Regions from separate parts of the Homo sapiens genome. Here all the other regions are linked to region 1. The links are chromatin loops, found by intact Hi-C in ENCODE. Cell type or tissue: dorsolateral prefrontal cortex. All regions are shown on one strand. Each heading gives the region's core, and the rest is flanking DNA. Links, peaks and the distances in the headings are about the cores only.

Region 1 (5,368 bases), core at 201-5,200:
CACATATTTACATGAATAAATAAACCTTCTAGGCCACAGTGCTGGTCAAATTTTATGGTGCATACAAGCACCTGGGGATCTTGTTGAAACGCATATTCTAATTCAGTAGGTCAGAAATGGCACCCAAGAGTCTGCATTTCTTACAAGCTCCCAGGACATGCTGATGTTGCTGGTCCACACACCACGTTTTGAGTAACAAGGGTCTTCAAATTTAATTACAAAATAAATCTTTTGTAAAATATTTTTCTGGACCTAGCTTATTAGACATGCATTGTTTCTGAGGAAAATAAAGATAATTCAAATCTCATTCCTAGTCTAAGAAATAGTCTAGGAAAGTGAAAGTTAAGCTTAACCAATCAGAAACCACAAACTAACCTCTAACTATGGACTTTCCATTAGAATGATCCAAATAAATCCAGTATTCCTCTTTAACCAAATAATTTCTTTGCTCTGCTTCCACATTTACCCTATAAAATCTTTCCCTTTAACGACTTCCGACAGAGTCCCCAACTGCTTTCGGTCTGCTGCTGCCTGATGCATGAATGGCTATTTGCTCAAAAAACCCTTTAAAATTTTAATGTGCCTTAGTTTATCTTCTAACAGAAGGAATAAGTGTGAAGAGGAATTCTTCACAAAGGAAAGCTTTCACTCCTGAGATTTTGAGAATGTAGGCAGTAACGAAATCAGTGACTCAGGTTTAAGAAGAGAATATATTGAGTTCTAGCTTCAACACTAGGCAGTTGCCATTCTGATCCAAATGCTTTTATGGTTGTTGGCTCCTTGAACCTGCCGTTAGATAATAACAAGCATATAATGGATTGGAAAACTTTGACCCTATTGTTACTTCACAGATTTCTAGTACTTTTAAATCAAAGCACTATACTTTTCCCAGTTTTTATATAACATGATAGTATTATATGATAATTAGTACCATTTTAAAATCTGCAGTACTTGAGGTCTCAGAAAATCAGTCCTCATCTTTTCTGAACTGGGAAAAAAAAGTCTGTTTGCATATTCATATATCATGGTTGGTAATTTACAACTTCCTTTGCATACATTCAGTCCTCAGCAGCTCTGTGCAGCACACTAGGTAGATATTTGTCTTATTTCAAAATTGAGGAAATAGAGAGTTGGTACACTTGCCCAAGAGAGCATTGAGGTAGTGAGATGGAACTAGCACCTCTTGTTGCTGACTCCAAGTCCTGTGCTTTGTCCTATAAAGAACAATAAAATAAGAACTGGATGACATTTTACAGTTTACAGTGCTTATGAACATATCTCTATTTTCAGGGTAAAAAAAATAAGTTTTTTATACAGAGTTTAGACATGAAAAAACTGATGTCCAAAGTAGTAAAAGGAAATTGTCCAAGGGTAACTACTAGTGGAATCTAATAGGAATCCATGTCTCCTGCTTACAGGTCTTAGTCCTTTTGTGTTTGTTTGGTTGGTTGTTTTAGGACCTCAGATGCATTGAATTGGTTCATTTCACATCCTTTTGTTCATTTCACATTCTCCTCATTAGTCCATACATGGTTCTATTTTATTTAGTTACACAGTAATTTTTAATAGGATATTAGGTGTCCTATGAATCACTACCCGGCATAGAAGATAAGACATTAACATCTAAACTTCAAGTGAAATGCTTCCCCATCTATTTCCCTGCCTCCCTTCACCCAGGGTCACCAACACTCTGAACACTATATTCATTGTTCCACTGCTTTCCTTTTTATATTGTTGTATATGAATATATGAATACACATTGACATTTCTAGGGATTTTTTAAACTTTATAAAAAGCATATTATGCTATATGCAATATTTTGGGGATATCATGCTGTACATAATATGAGGGGCCTGTAGAATTGGAGATGTTTTTACCAACAAAATTAGGTAATCACAGTATACACCACCCCGTGGTGTGTGTGTATATATGAACATTTATTGTGTAGACACATCAAACTACCCAGTCTCAACTTGAGACATATTTAAATGCACTCTTCATATATGTGTGTATGTGTGTGTAAGTGTATAGTAGTAAAGGTCTATTCATTCAGCAAATATTTATTGTGTGCCTGCCATGTGTCAGGAAGTACTAAATACCTTACTGTGCACACACGTGCAAAACCAAGTGCAACACTCCACCCCCCTAAAAAAAAGTCCCTGATCTCATGGAAATAACATTGTACAGAGGGAGAGACAGACAGTACATAAAATAAATATGGAAAATATAAAGGATGTTAGGTGATGTTACGTGCTAGGGAAAAAAATAAAACATGCCAGATCCTCAGGGACTAGGGTTTGCCGTTTTAAATAGAATGCTCGGCGATGAACTGGGGATGAGGGGAGCGGGGAGTCTTTATTTAACGGGTGATACGGACGTAACTTTCGAGAGCTGAATCAGAACCGAAGTAAACTCTTCGGCAACCCCTGCACTCAGCCTATAATGTCTGTAGGATAACAGGCTCAGCCGCGGTGGATGGCCCCCGGAGAGACGATGCATGTCTTCCCGCCTTTCTTCCGGCCGGCCATCCTCTCCGCTAGAATCGCCCTGCCCGCCGACGCCGCACCTGAACGCCGCGCTGCTGCGGGCGTTGTACACCAGCGCGACCACCGCCTGCCGGCACCTCGCCTTGCCGCCGCGCGCGCGCAGCCCCGAGGACGCGCTCGGGGAGCGCGCACCGCCCGGGGCCGCCCTCGGGCCGCTCCCAGGCCCCTGGGAACGCGCGCGCGTGCCCGGTCCCGCGGCCTCTCGGCAGGCACGCGGCTGGGAGAACGGCGCGCGCCCCGCTCGGCAGCTGCGGCGGCGGCTGGTGTAGGCGCTCACGTCAGGGCTGGGAGGAGGGGGTTCGCAGCTCAGAGAGAGAGAGACATGAGGCAACCTGGCAGGAAGCGAGAAAGAGTTCGGCGAAGAAGGAGTGAGTTCTAGAGACGCCCCGCGAGCAGGACCCGCGCCTGCAGGAGAGCCTGGCCGACCCGGCTCCTCGCCTTCTCTGCGCGCTCTCCCGCGTCCGCTTTCAGCACCCCGAGCGGAGAACAGTTCCCGGCAGCCCGCAGCGCTGCCGAGTGGCCGCCGGCCGGCCGAGTACCCGGAGCTCCAGGGGGCTCAGGAGCACCCTCTGAGAACCCGCTGTGCACCCACCTTTTCCCCTCTTTTGGTGGGCAAGTAAGCACGGGGGAAAAGCATCCGGTGGCCTCAGGGAGCCCTGAAGAAACCGAAGCAGAATGTACCAGGGACACATGCAGGTAAGACATTTCTATAGGGCTGGAGAGAATTCTTGGGGGCTAATTTAAGAGCAAGGCGGTTCACCAAGTTTCTGTGGTCAAGTGCTGCCTTCGCACAGCTCAACAAGTGAAGTGATGCAACATGACCGTGACATTTCTGTCCGGTGCTGCCGGGAAAACTAGACCGGTTTCCGAAGGTGGGAGAAGGGGAGGGAAGACCTCAGAACTTCGATTGGGGAAGTTTGTTTTCTGTGCATTCCCTGAGCCTGTTTCTTTAAACAGGATCAAGGAATCGAAACAGAGGAAACCCTAGAGATGACCGTGTTTCCGTTGTAATCCTATTGATGCATCTCAGCATGTATGTCAACTGAAGGGCAAACAATAATAGGAAAGACAAAGCTTTTCCTTTACCATCTGAAAAGGTTGCTTGACTTAGAACACTCTGTCACTTTCGTTTCATTTTTTAAAGTGTTATATTTAAAAAACGATTTATAGTGTATTTTCCCCCTTCACATTATGGGACATTGCCATCTACTCCAATAGTCACAGGATGACTTGGGAGGATGAATTTCAAACACATGTCCAAGGAGCTCTAATGTTTTTCAGGGGAGGTGCTGCCTCCGGTTGTTATTAATATTCATCTGAGCTGAGCCGCTGCTTCTTTCCGATGCAAACACACTCTACTCTCTTGGGCAAGATTACTTTAACCTTGACTCCAGTTCTCATTCATACGGTTGGTTGGTTCTTATAAAGGCAGATATATGCTTTGGGAGAAAAATAAAATACTAACTCAGCTTTCTAAAGTATGAACTGGACTCTTTATCGCACCTAAATGGTTTAGTCATCAGGTTTGATGTTTGGGCTTCCTTTCCATTCCAAAGATGGTCAAATACAATCATTATGTGTGATGCCTTTATCCTGGTGTATAACATTTATGAATACTGAGGATTTTGCTTCTGTGTCTTTTAGAGCAATTGGAAATAGATAAATATGTTGTTATATTTATGACTTAGTACTACCCAGATTTAATTTCCATAACTTAGGGAAATTCTTTTGGACTATAATCCATTTTTAAATAAAACACAATATTTCATCATAGTCTCAATTTTTATAAGAATTCTCAATATACAGTGCCAGAATTCCAAAAGATTTCCCGTATGACTAACATCATCCTGTTTTGAAAATTATTAATGTGATTATATCACATTTGATAGACAAAAAGTAGTGAATGAAGTATATTTTTAAATATTATATATGATCAATGTGATCTGCATGTTTCTTATAAAAGCTACACCAATTGAAAAGTTAAGTAACATAGAAGAATTCAAATAATGACTGCTGAAAAAATTAACAAAGAATTATTACTATAGTTTTATGCTTCATCTTCACCCAAGAATGATACTTACAATTTTATATATTATCTGTTTTTTAAACAGTTTCTTCACAAGGGTAAAACAGGAAGATTTTAATAGAGTCAACCCTCAAAAAATTGTTCATTTACACAAAATTGACAATTGACCACTAAGGGGAAATTAACAAAAACTTTGCACAGTATTGTTTTGTTGCTTAAAAAATATGTTACTGTGAATGAAGAATCGAAGCAACAATATGGTAAATTCATGCACCCAAAAACAATTTTAACTCAATTTTCTCAATATCTCAAAGGAGAATGTTATTGAAACTTGAGTTGCCTGGAACAATGTCTGAGGGTTTAATTTCACTTTGAAAGAATAAACAAAATATAAGACTCTGCATATTCTCCCAACTTAATGTCTTTTGCTTGTGCACTGCTGTAACAGCAAATATGATGACTTGCAGTAAAACTCACAAATCTTTGCTGCCAAGCTTAAATTAAAACATTACTAAATAAAGACTGTAATCAATACATCCACCAAAATTTCAGAGCATAATACTTTTTTCCTACTTACTATTAACCATTAATGTTAAGCATAAAACTTCCGAGGCCTTAGTAGGTACGTTTAGTAGTTATTCAATAGTATGATGATCTGAATGGGCATCTGCTCCCCCCAACAAAAAAATACCTATGACAGATTGATTCATAATATACTTGTTGGCTTACATTTTAAACTCATATCTCTTCCCCCAAAGAATATTATTTAGCCTATGGACAAAATAACGTTTCCTTA
Region 2 (5,368 bases), core at 175-5,174, 120 kb after region 1:
GATCAAATTTCACTTTTAGAAAAGACAGCTTGTCTCTCTTCTTACCGTGAGTGTTTGCCGTGGTAAGAGTATGAATTAAATTATTTCAGCTTTGCGTTTAGGTTTAAAAACATGCTTTCTCTCGTTTATTCATTCCAAAAACATCAATCCTCTCCCAGGGACTCGACATTGATGATAGGAGAGAGGGAGCTATGAAGATGACTCTGCTTTGAACCCCGTCCCAAGAAGGTGGCATCTAGCTGGGGAGTAATGGCATGCCCATAAATAACTACAGTACGTGGCAGAGATGATCAGTGTCTTAGGAAAGGTTCAGATAAAGAGCCCTAAGGAGACAGGTATCAGCTGAGCTAGCACAGCAACAAAATCTCATCTCAAGTCTCAGGCAAATGTCACAGAAGTGGTCTAGGTCAAACCTATCCCCGATACTGAAGCCTGAAAACCTAGTCTGAGAGCGGCTTTTCAACCCAGTGTTCCCAGTGTGGCAGCTGAAGGATATCTCTTGATTATATATCTTAGTTTTGAGGTTTTTCTAAGTCTGTGAAGTACATTGCTCACTCTGATGCCTGAGTAGGTTTTGATATTCACTGCCGACGTAAACATGATTTCACCTTATTAGAAACAAATTTAGTTCCATTTTTTCCTGCAAGTAAACAAGGTCAATAACTCTCGTTAGGCCAGTCGCATAGATGAAACTCAGCTAAAACTTCTTAAAAATAACTGCTGATACTTTTTAAACACTTACTGTGCTTACTTTATAAGCATTGCTTCATCTAGTTCTTATGTCAGACTTAGAAGTTAGACAGTTATTACTGTGCTCATATTACAGATGAGGAAATAGAGAAATAAAGAAATTATCTATAGTCATACTGCTACTAAGTGGGAAAGCTAGGAGTTCAATTTTGATCTGTGTGATTTCAAAACCATGATCTTAAGCCTTATGCCCGTGATTTTCAAACGTTAGCATGCATAGAATCACTTGAAGGGGTTATTGAAACACAGCTTGATAGCTTCACCCCTAGTTTCTAATTTAATTGTTTGAGAGTGGGCTATAAGTATTTGCATTTCTAACAAGTTCCCCTATGATGCTGATGCTGAGGCTGCTGATGCAGGTGCTGCATTTTGAGAAACTTCTACCAATTTTAATTTCCCCAGTGTTCTTTGGAGGAACTTGAACCCAATCTCACTGGATAAATATTTATGCCAATTCTCCCTTTATTAGAATAATCAAGAATTCACTTGAGGGTGTTTTTTTTTTTTTTTTTTTTTGAGATGGAGTCTCGCTCTGTCGCCCAGGCTGGAGTGCAGTGGCGCGATCTCGACTCACTGCAAGCTCTGCCTCCCGGGTTCAGGCCATTCTCCCGCCTCAGCCTCCCGAGTAACTGGGACTACAGGTGCCCGCCACCAAGCCCAACTAATTTTTTTTGTATTTTTAATAGAGACAGGTTTTCACCGTGTTAGCCAGGATGGTCTTGATCTCCTGACTTCGTGATCCGCCCGCCTCGGCCTCCCAAAGTGCTGGGATTACAGGCGTGAGCCACTGTGCCTGGCCCACTTGAGGTTTTTGAACAGACTGACTCACAGAGAATTTAAAGCAAATATCCAAAATATTAAAATTCCCAATTAAATAATTCATTTTCTATGAAATGAATATGAAATTCTTTTTCATGAAAGGCAAGGCTGATCTTTCTACATGAATTATGAAGATTTTTAAATTAGTTGAATAACATTCTGATCACAGCTTATAATAGTTTCAGTGAATATTTTGTCCTTCAAACAGACATATGATATGAGAATTAAGAAAAGGGCTGGGCACAGTGGCTCACGGCTGTAATCCCAGCACTTTGGGAGGCCGAAGTGGGCAGATCACTTGAGACCAGGAGTTTGAGACCAGCCTGGTCAACATGGTGAGACCCCGTCTCTACTAAAAATACAAAAAAGTAGCCAGCCAGGCATGGTGGCCCGTGCCTGTAATCCCAGCTACTGGGGAGGCTGAGGTGGGAGAATCACTTGAACTCAGGAGGCAGAGGTTGCGGTGAGCCGAGACCGCGCCACTGCACTCCAGCCTGGGCAACAGAGCAAGACTCCTTCAAAAAAAAAAAAAAAAAGAAAAGAAAAGGAAGCAGTGAAATTCTAAAAACAGCACTGGACAATCAGGAGAAAGCTATCTTCCTGGCACATTTAAATAAAGGAAGAGGTGTTTATCTTACATCCTGCTGTTGTCTCTTCCCGTAGCATCTTGTGCTTTCTCCTTAATGGCATTTACCATGCTTGAAATTATTTGCGTAATATCTCTCATCTCTTCCAAATCCTAAACTCCACAAGGATTACATCTGTCTGTATTGTTTGCCACATTCCCCCAGCCTGGGACAGTGCTTGGCAATATTTGTTGACTGGCTGATTTACTGCTCCATGATCCATCATCTTACAAGCAACAAATCATAATCCCAGCAGTTACAAGTCGGTCTAGTGAGCTCCAGAGAGAACTTTTTACAGAATATACATTATGTGTTGGGGGTGGGGGGGTGAGGAGAGGAGAGATAATTATGTGAATGCAATATGTTTTTGTGTCCCATTCATAAGCCTTTTCTGAAGCACATCTCTGAGATGCCTTCTTCCTGTTAAATGATTTCTGGGCTGGAATATAAAGAAAACACACATTGCTTGAGAGAAACTAGTTTAATGAGGCAAAAAATAAAAACATCTTGTGATTCCAATCCAGCTGTGTGGATATATCCTGCCAAAAGGTGTAGGAGTTGGAGTAGTAGGGGATGCGCATGAATGCAAATGCAAATGAATGTCTAGAGGCCCAGATGGACTGCAGGCTATATCAGGACGATCCAGTGTCTGTGTTCTCATTGTCATGCTCCAGATGACACAGTAGCTGTCCCTACCATTGTACACCAAGAGAGAGGATGCTGACTGAGTCATCTCTCTCAGATTCTTAGATAACGTATGTCTCTCTTCACTTTCATAGCTCTTGTGATGATACTTGGTAGGTTGCAAAGTACTGGAAGAATAGTCATAAAGATCAAGAGGTTAGACACGAAAAACTTCAGATGAACTCCAAGCAAATAATTGAACAGAATACATTTGTGATTTAGTTCAAATGTGAGTTGCCAGCATCAGAAAGATAGGAACTACTTGCACAGACTGATTCTTTAAGGAAAAGCCTTCATTCTGCGAGTTCCTTAAGCACCTGTTTGATTTACATGATGATGTTTGTTGTATTGTGCTCTAGTGTGACATGCTATTGGCTAATGTGGAAAGAGATACTTTTGGCTGATGTGATGCTTTTGGCTTACTGTGTCTTTCCACATTACCCAATGTGGAAAGTCCAAATTTTTAGGACTAGAGTCCTAAAAAATCCCATTTATTACCATGCCTCCCTTAAAGATATTTTTAGGACTTCATCCATTATGTTACCAAGTACCACCTTTTAGGGTACAATTTCCTAGAAGATTTATTTCTGGAAGAGCTGTATGTGTCTTGAGCAATTGGTTTGCTTCCTATCTTAAGAAAACCAAAAAACTGTGTAATTGATTAGGGTTCAGTGTCCCTAGTTAATAGTAAGGGGCTTAGGAAAATGGGACTTCATTGTTTTCTCCTTTGATTTTATACTGTGTAAAAAATACTGTGTATATATTATACTGTGTATACATTGTGTTTCCTTTTTCTATTTTATTAATTTTTAAAGTTAACTTATATCCATTATGTAGCAAGGTACAATTAAATTCATTCAAAAATACTTTCCGAGCATTTATTAAGTGCCAAGGAGTCTTTTAGATGATGGGGATTCCATATTGAACAAAATTAATATGGCTTCTGTACTTATGGAGCTTAAGTTTGTAAAGATGTGAAAAGTTTACTAAGGCGTGTCTTGAGAATAGATATGTATTCTACCAGTGATCTTGGGAATATAGTTTAACCTCTCTGAACAGATCTCCTTTTTCTAAAATAGAACAGGATAATACCTTTATTTTGTAAGATTTTTGCGAGGAGATCAAACACGTAAGGTTCACCTGTTAACCTGTTATATAACAGGTTATCTGTTAATGCCTATCCCTTTTCCCACTTCATAACATAAAATATTTTTTTCAAATGCTTCTGATTTAAACTCTGCATCACAAAAATAGATGTTTCAGATCCTCACTTAAAGCTGAGGGATGGATGCTTACACACAAATTTGATTTTACAAAAGGCCCAACCCAACTCAATCAAGAAGAAATTGAGAAGGGAAAGAAAGAAACTTGAGTATATTTCCCTCTAAAAAGAGCAGGATGAAGAAAGGAGAAACCACCTGGAAGGGAGCACGCTGGTTCTGATTGGGAAGAGAGATGACAGACAGACATAATGGAGGTTCCACTCAGATCAGAACTGTGAGGCTCCCTCTTTCCACTCCACTTGGTTTTGCCTCCAGAGAATAAATGTGAGAGCAGGGAGCCTGAAGGAACACCTCCTTCTTGTTGTTTTTCTAATGGACATTTTGCCAGGTGTCTCTGCACAGAGTTAAGAAAGGCAAGCACTTCTAAACTTAACTACTATCTTTAAAAAGTTGACCAAGCTCAGTGGCTCATGCCTGTAATCTCAACACTTTGGGAGTCTGAGGCAGGTGCATCACTTGAGGTCAGGAGTTCGAGACCAGCTTGGCCAACATGGTGAAACCCCATCTCTACTAAAAATACAAAAATTAGCTGAGCATGGTGGCACACACCTATAATCCCAGCTACTCGGGAGGCTGAGGCAGTAGAATCGCTTGAACCCGGGAGGCAGAGGTTGCAGTGAGCTGAGATCGCGCCACTGCACTCCAGCCTGGGTGACAGTGCAAGACTTCATCTCAGAAAAAACAGTTACTTGTTTTTAATTTGTTTTGGGTTTTTCTCTTCTTACCACAAAGATAGAGTTGAGTGTGGAAGTGCCTGCTTGTATGTCCAGATCATGACCACCTACTCAAGGCACATCGACTGCTGACCCAATGGCAGCCTAACCTATTTGCAGACGAATTACTCGAGGGGGAAGAAAAAATTCTACTAAGCTCTGACCCTGCATTCCTAAGCAGAATGGAGCCAGAGTTCCATCAAGCGTGACCCAGCGATGCCTGTGAAAGAGCCCCTAGTCATTTGCCAAAATGCAAGAACGAGCCCCTAACAAGGAGTAAGTCTGGGAAAGGTTTTCACAAGCCTAAAAGTGATTTCTATTTAGCTCATACATACTTATCAAGTACCTAGAGAGAGGCTGCTTGCTGTGGTAGTGGGAAGATCTCCAGCTTCAAAGTTAAGCAAACCCAGATTCAAATCTCACCACTGCCACTTTAACTTAAGTATTATTAAAGGAAGTATTAGAACCTACTTTGCTGGAGTGTTTCAAGGAT
Region 3 (5,368 bases), core at 175-5,174, 110 kb after region 1:
TAACATTCGAGTTAATTGGGCTGTGCTGTATCCAATGAATTTTTCATTTGTAAGCTTGGAAACATTGCCTCTTTGAACCTCTTTAGAAAAAAAATTATAGCAAGTTTCTCTTAAAAGAAACAGATAAGAATAATTTAAATACATCAGAACATACGGCTTCAGGCATCTTGTCATTTTTCTAAGATATTTATAATCTTGAAAAAAAGTATTTGGGAAAAAGTCAAACTTTCCAATGTGGTTCTATCATTATAAATAATTGCAAAAAGCTATTTCGAAAGCAGACCGTGAAGAGATTAAAAGTCAGGAATCCTGGGCTCTCTGTTCCAAGTCTGCCCCCAACCAACTCAGTGACCTTATGAAATTGACTTCACCTCTGTGGTCCTCAGTTTCCTCCTTCAAAAAAAATGGAATGGATTGAATAGATGTCCTTTGAGGCCTTTGCCTCCTGAGATGTGATGATGATCTGCATTCTTAGGACAGTAGCTTTGCCAGGTCCGTTATTGACAGAGGTCCCAATACTGGCACCAATTCGACTCTAGCCTTCTATCTTGAACACAACAATAGACACTCAGCTTAAATCTTGGTCAAATGCAATGAATTCATTTTTTATTTGAAAAACATTTAATAATCTAGACAAGTTGGAGAAATGTATCATTTATTTCTGTATGTGAGTGGGTTTGTGTATGTGTGTGTGTTTTTTAATTTATTCATTTCTTAAACATTTCTTAGGTATGTACTGTCTTATAGGCTACTGCTGGAAATACAAGGCTGAACAGGTCAAATATTTCCTTCCTCAAGGAACTCAATATCCAGTGGAGAAATGGACAAATAAGCAAACAGGGATTGTCTGAAAAAAACTGTGCTTAAATAGTAGCGTTTCTTTCTCAAAATTTACATTTGTATGAGGTGGCATTTTCCTTTACCTCCATGTTGCTACAGAGATAAAAATGATGAAAGGTTTAAGCAAGCATAAAATGTCTTTAGAAAAAGCACCAAATATTTGGACCATTTTTAGAGTAAAATTATCCACTTTGAATGACAGATCCTAACATTTCCTCTTGTTTTAACTGCTCAAATAGGATTTCAACAACCAGGAAAGCATGAGGCATATTTAAAGCCCAAACATGGTTATTTTGTCCTAGTAAGTTAGAGAAAGACCAGACATAGTACAGGACAAGTCTCAGGGGTAGTGCCAATCAATAAGAGACTTCTGTGGGTAGGCAAAGCACCATATTCATGGAGCACCACAAACTTCAGTTGTACTGACACCATTGGCCAGTTTCATGGATTCCAGCATGTGGGCAGAGGCTAGCACTGCAGAAGCCAGACTGGGTGATATCAGCATCCCAGGAAGTTGGAATTTTGCTACTAGGAAGTTATTCCATATATAACAGGAGTGCAGCTACTAATCTAGGATTAAGCTGAACTTTAAGCCTCTGGAAAGGAAGTTAGACACTGTCTAGAAAAAAGAATAAGGTATACAAAGCAGTTGATAACAGAAAACAAAAATCAAAAGAGAAACAGTTTTATGACCTAGTGCAGTTATTCTCAAACTTCTGCAGGCATCAGAATCACCAGAACAGCTTGTTAAAGCTCATATTGCTAGACTCCCACATCTAGAATGTCTGATTCAGTGGGTTTGAGTGGGGCCGAAGAATTTGTTTTCAAAAAGGTTCCTAGGTGATATTGATGCTTCTGGTCCAGGAACCACACTTTGAAAAATACATACAAAACAGACTAAGAGCTCACTCAGGCTTGGCAACTCAGACATAAAAACCTTGTTTTCAAAATTGGGAGTGTGAAAGGAAGGGGAATATGTGGAAGCCCGTGGTTTTAGCCCCAGCTATGTCCCGGTCTGATAAACAACAAGAGAACCAGAAAGAGCAAGATAGGTCTACGCAGGTCACCGGGACAGATTTAAAAAACGTGGGTGGGGACAGAGTGACTGACACTGGAGATGTGATTGGTTTGGGAAAAGATGTCATGGGAGTTGAAGGTTATCCATGATCCCAGTTTTAGGGAGCAGGAAGAGGCAGGGGCAGGGGCATTAGGCAGGAACTGATCTTAACGTCCACAGGGACTCATAATCATCTCTCTGAACCAGGGGCGGTTGCCAAATGCAAACATGTGCCTGTTCTTTGTGTATACTTAAAGAGTAGTTCTATATCTAAATGCTGCTCCAAACTATAAGGTTTAATCCTATGAAATTACCAATATTTAACAGCTTCTGACTTACCAAAAAAAAAAAAAAAATGGCAACTTCACAAGATGCAACCTAATGCAATATGAACTGTAAAATAAATGTAATACAGAATATGGACTGAAAATAAATGCAAAATTCTTTATACTTAGCTCTACTCTTTTGTCAAATAAATTTTAAATGAGGAATCAACTTTTAGGTTTTCTATATTTAGATTTAAGTACTTTGAGGATTTTTCCATCACAGATTTTCCATCCTTGAAACCACTTGCACAGAACTGACTCTGATCTGCTGCCCCCTGCTGTCAGCTAGGGAAGCAACCTGATTTTTAACTGTTTGGGAGGCTAGAGCTAATCCCTTAAAAAAAAATCAGGGTTTCTAAACATGTCACTTAGGATTATCCCTTGGTTTAGGTAATCCTTGCCGGTACTTTTCTTCATTAGAAGATTATTGAGACTTGATGGAATAAGTCATTATCATGTGAGCCCTACTGGCCTGACATGTTTCCCTTTTTGGATATAACTTAACAGAGTTAGAAAAGAAGAATAGAATTACAGCTGGATTCTCAGTAACTCACACTAATGACAGGGACAGCTGTTTACAAATTTCAGTCATCAGACTAAGGAGAATGTATGGAAAGGTAATGGCATGGAGGGGCTTCAAGCCTGGATCTTGATGATTTTGCTGGAATGGGTTAGGATTTAATTGCCTTCAGCAAAAACTGGGGCTTGTGCTCCAGTAGTTTTGTTCTTTATGTGATAAAATGGAATGAGTATAAGCCAACTCTAGGTCTTTGCCCTCAATTTTTCTCTGTCACATCAAAAGGGACTGCTGGGTTTTTATAAGAATCACTGAGTTTTAGATCTAACACAGAACTGTGCTTCCGGTGGTAGGTGATGGTTGCTTGCAGGAAATGATGGAAAATGCTTAAAATTCAATCCAGAATCAGTTGGAGAGTTGAGATTGTAACTCAGATACACAACTGTTTAAATGCTGTCCACTGCCTACCCACCATTTGTTGTAAATGGTTTTTAAAGGCCCCTCGACACATTGTTTGAAGCTTAAGTGGGGAAGGAAGGGTGTGTGTCCCCGAGAGGCCCTAGCACTCTCTCAGTCCCCACCCTCAGCCATTTGTAAATGGCTCTTTGTCTCCTGGGACCTCCTCCAAAAGGGATGGGTACAGGTGTTCCCAGTTGGATCACAGGCTGAAAATGTTGAGAATGGCTATTCTGAATTATGGTTGTAATTTAATCTGGCAAATATTATTGAGCTTCTCTCTGTAATAAAGTAGGCTCTGGTGATGCAGGAGCATATAAGCCCACCCAAAGGCTCACAATCTGGCTTCCTGTAAGCGTGCAAACTGGTTTTACTCAACTATTACTGAAGTAAAGAGAATTGTTGGCAAATGTTAAACAATTATATGAAAGGAACAGGCAGATAGTCCCTGGACCCACTGATCAACCTTAACATAAATAAAAGTGGGGAAACAAGACCTGTGCATTCAAATGCATTGCCTAAATTGGGATGTGCTGGAAGCTTAACATACAGAGTGACTTGGAAAGATTTAGTCCCAGAAATATATACTTCATTAATAATATTTTATGATCACATATTGAAATGATAATTTTTGATATATTAGGTTAAATAATTACAATAGAAAAGAAAATTATTGGCTAAAACTTCCCCCATTTAAACAGCAAACTAGTGTGCTAGTGACATGAGCATTTGCTACAGTTTACACTATTTCTCATAAGATGAAAACCAAAATCTTTAACTTAGCTTGCAAGGTTACACAAACGATGGTGAAGGGCAGGTTTTGTTTGGTTTTGTTTTTTTAATGTCCAATTCCTTGCAGATTGATGATTTTATAAAGAAAATAACAATTAATTTTTCAAATAAATGAAATGGAAAAAGTCACACAAAATGCAAGCCCAATTTTATTATTAGTTTAACAAACATAAAATTACTTTGTGAAATGGCTACAAAAATTTCTACAATGTAGACTTCCAATTTTTATACTTGCCTCATCCCCAGTAAGGTAGCAAACAGTTCACAGTCCACATACCACTCTCTGAGTGACACAGGCTAGCCCCTGCCTACCTCTCCCTATCACTCTCTGCAGGCAGCCACACTGGCCTGTTTCCCTTCTTAGAACATGCCTCTCTCCTTACACTGGCAGGACTCCCAACCCCTCTGTGCCTAGTTAATCGTAACTATCTTTCAGATCTCAAGCCACAGCCTCTGTCTTTACCCTGAGAGCCTACACTTAGTCAGGGTCCCTGTCTGTGCTCCATTGTACCATGTGCCTCTCTTTATCACACGTTTCACCATTTGGAAGAACCCGAGTCCTTCACTAAGCTGTAAGCTTACAGTGATGGCATCAGTCTTGTTCACCAGCGATCCCAAATGCCTAGGACATACTACATGCTCAGTAAATACTTGTTTAATTAATAGATAATTAAAAATAATTTGAGCTCACAAAATTCAAACTTTCATTTTTTAACTGAGAAAACTAACTTCCAGAGAGTTTAAACAATTTGCTTAAAAATTCCAAGGACATATATATTCAAAACTGAGACCCGGATCTGCCTAAGTCCACACCATTACTTTTTTCCTAAACACACTAAAATGGGGCATTACCCAGAAATCATAAAAATTGTTTTGGATGGTGACCATTTCTATGAGTTGAAGCCATTTCCAAAATTACCCAGAAAGTTTACACGGTTAAACAATATTTTATTTTGTATCTACTCATTCATTTCACAGATATTTGTTGAACACCTACCATGTGACAGGCATTACTCTAAATGTTGTGAATGTGGCAGTTGTGGAGAAAGCCCAGGGTTTCCTGAACAGCCTCATTCTAGTTGGAGAGACAACAGCAAACATAGAAAAATACCCATAATTGGCAATAAGTCCTTTGCACAGAATTAGCACGAGATAAAGGGATGGAGGGACTTTGAACAGAATTAGCACAAGATAAAGCAAAGGAGGGCCTATTTTGGATGATGTAATCAGGAGGCCCATCTGAGGAGGTGATGCTTGAATTGACACCTGAATATGAAAAGAGGCCGAGGAGTTCTGGTGGAAGGCAGAAGGGACAGCAACTGCAAAGCTGTGAGGTTGGAACAAGCCTTAGTAAGTTCCAAGAACAGCAAGTGTGGCTGG

The links. A loop is a pair of places that touch in the nucleus more often than their neighbours do. Peaks named below come from ENCODE experiments on the same cell type or tissue, not always from the same donor. Only the 100,000 strongest peaks of a DNase experiment are listed, where the experiment ranks them.
Region 2: it touches region 1 in a loop (4-fold over the local background); 3 of 110 quality-filtered maps call a loop at or near these places.
Region 3: a loop joins it to region 1, with 4 times the contacts of the local background. A loop is called at or near these places in 4 of 110 quality-filtered maps.

What each region holds. Positions count from the first base shown.
Region 1 is chr3:180,034,453-180,039,820 of GRCh38, reverse strand. PEX5L (peroxisomal biogenesis factor 5 like) reads left to right here and starts at 2,884. Exons shown (of 15, transcript NM_016559.3): 1 at 2,884-3,242. The coding sequence starts at 3,222. RefSeq lists a silencer at 2,769-2,818. In dorsolateral prefrontal cortex, for the core only: a CTCF peak has its summit at 2,997; a DNase peak (open chromatin) is centred at 2,890; H3K4me3 peaks cover 3,550 bases; H3K27ac peaks cover 2,596 bases.
Region 2 is chr3:179,919,189-179,924,556 of GRCh38, reverse strand. The region is part of intron 2 of PEX5L (peroxisomal biogenesis factor 5 like); the gene reads left to right. PEX5L-AS2 (PEX5L antisense RNA 2) reads right to left here. Exons shown (of 3, transcript NR_110059.1): 3 at 2,658-3,007. Among named protein-coding and RNA genes, the nearest start is that of PEX5L-AS2, 24 kb to the right of the region's middle. In dorsolateral prefrontal cortex, for the core only: no CTCF peak of the experiment used is centred there; a DNase peak (open chromatin) is centred at 2,827; H3K27ac peaks cover 2,239 bases.
Region 3 is chr3:179,926,375-179,931,742 of GRCh38, reverse strand. All of the region lies in intron 2 of PEX5L (peroxisomal biogenesis factor 5 like), which reads left to right. Among named protein-coding and RNA genes, the nearest start is that of PEX5L-AS2, 31 kb to the right of the region's middle. In dorsolateral prefrontal cortex, for the core only: CTCF peaks have their summits at 2,289 and 2,501 (motif pointing left); DNase peaks (open chromatin) are centred at 2,094 and 2,492; H3K27ac peaks cover 4,575 bases.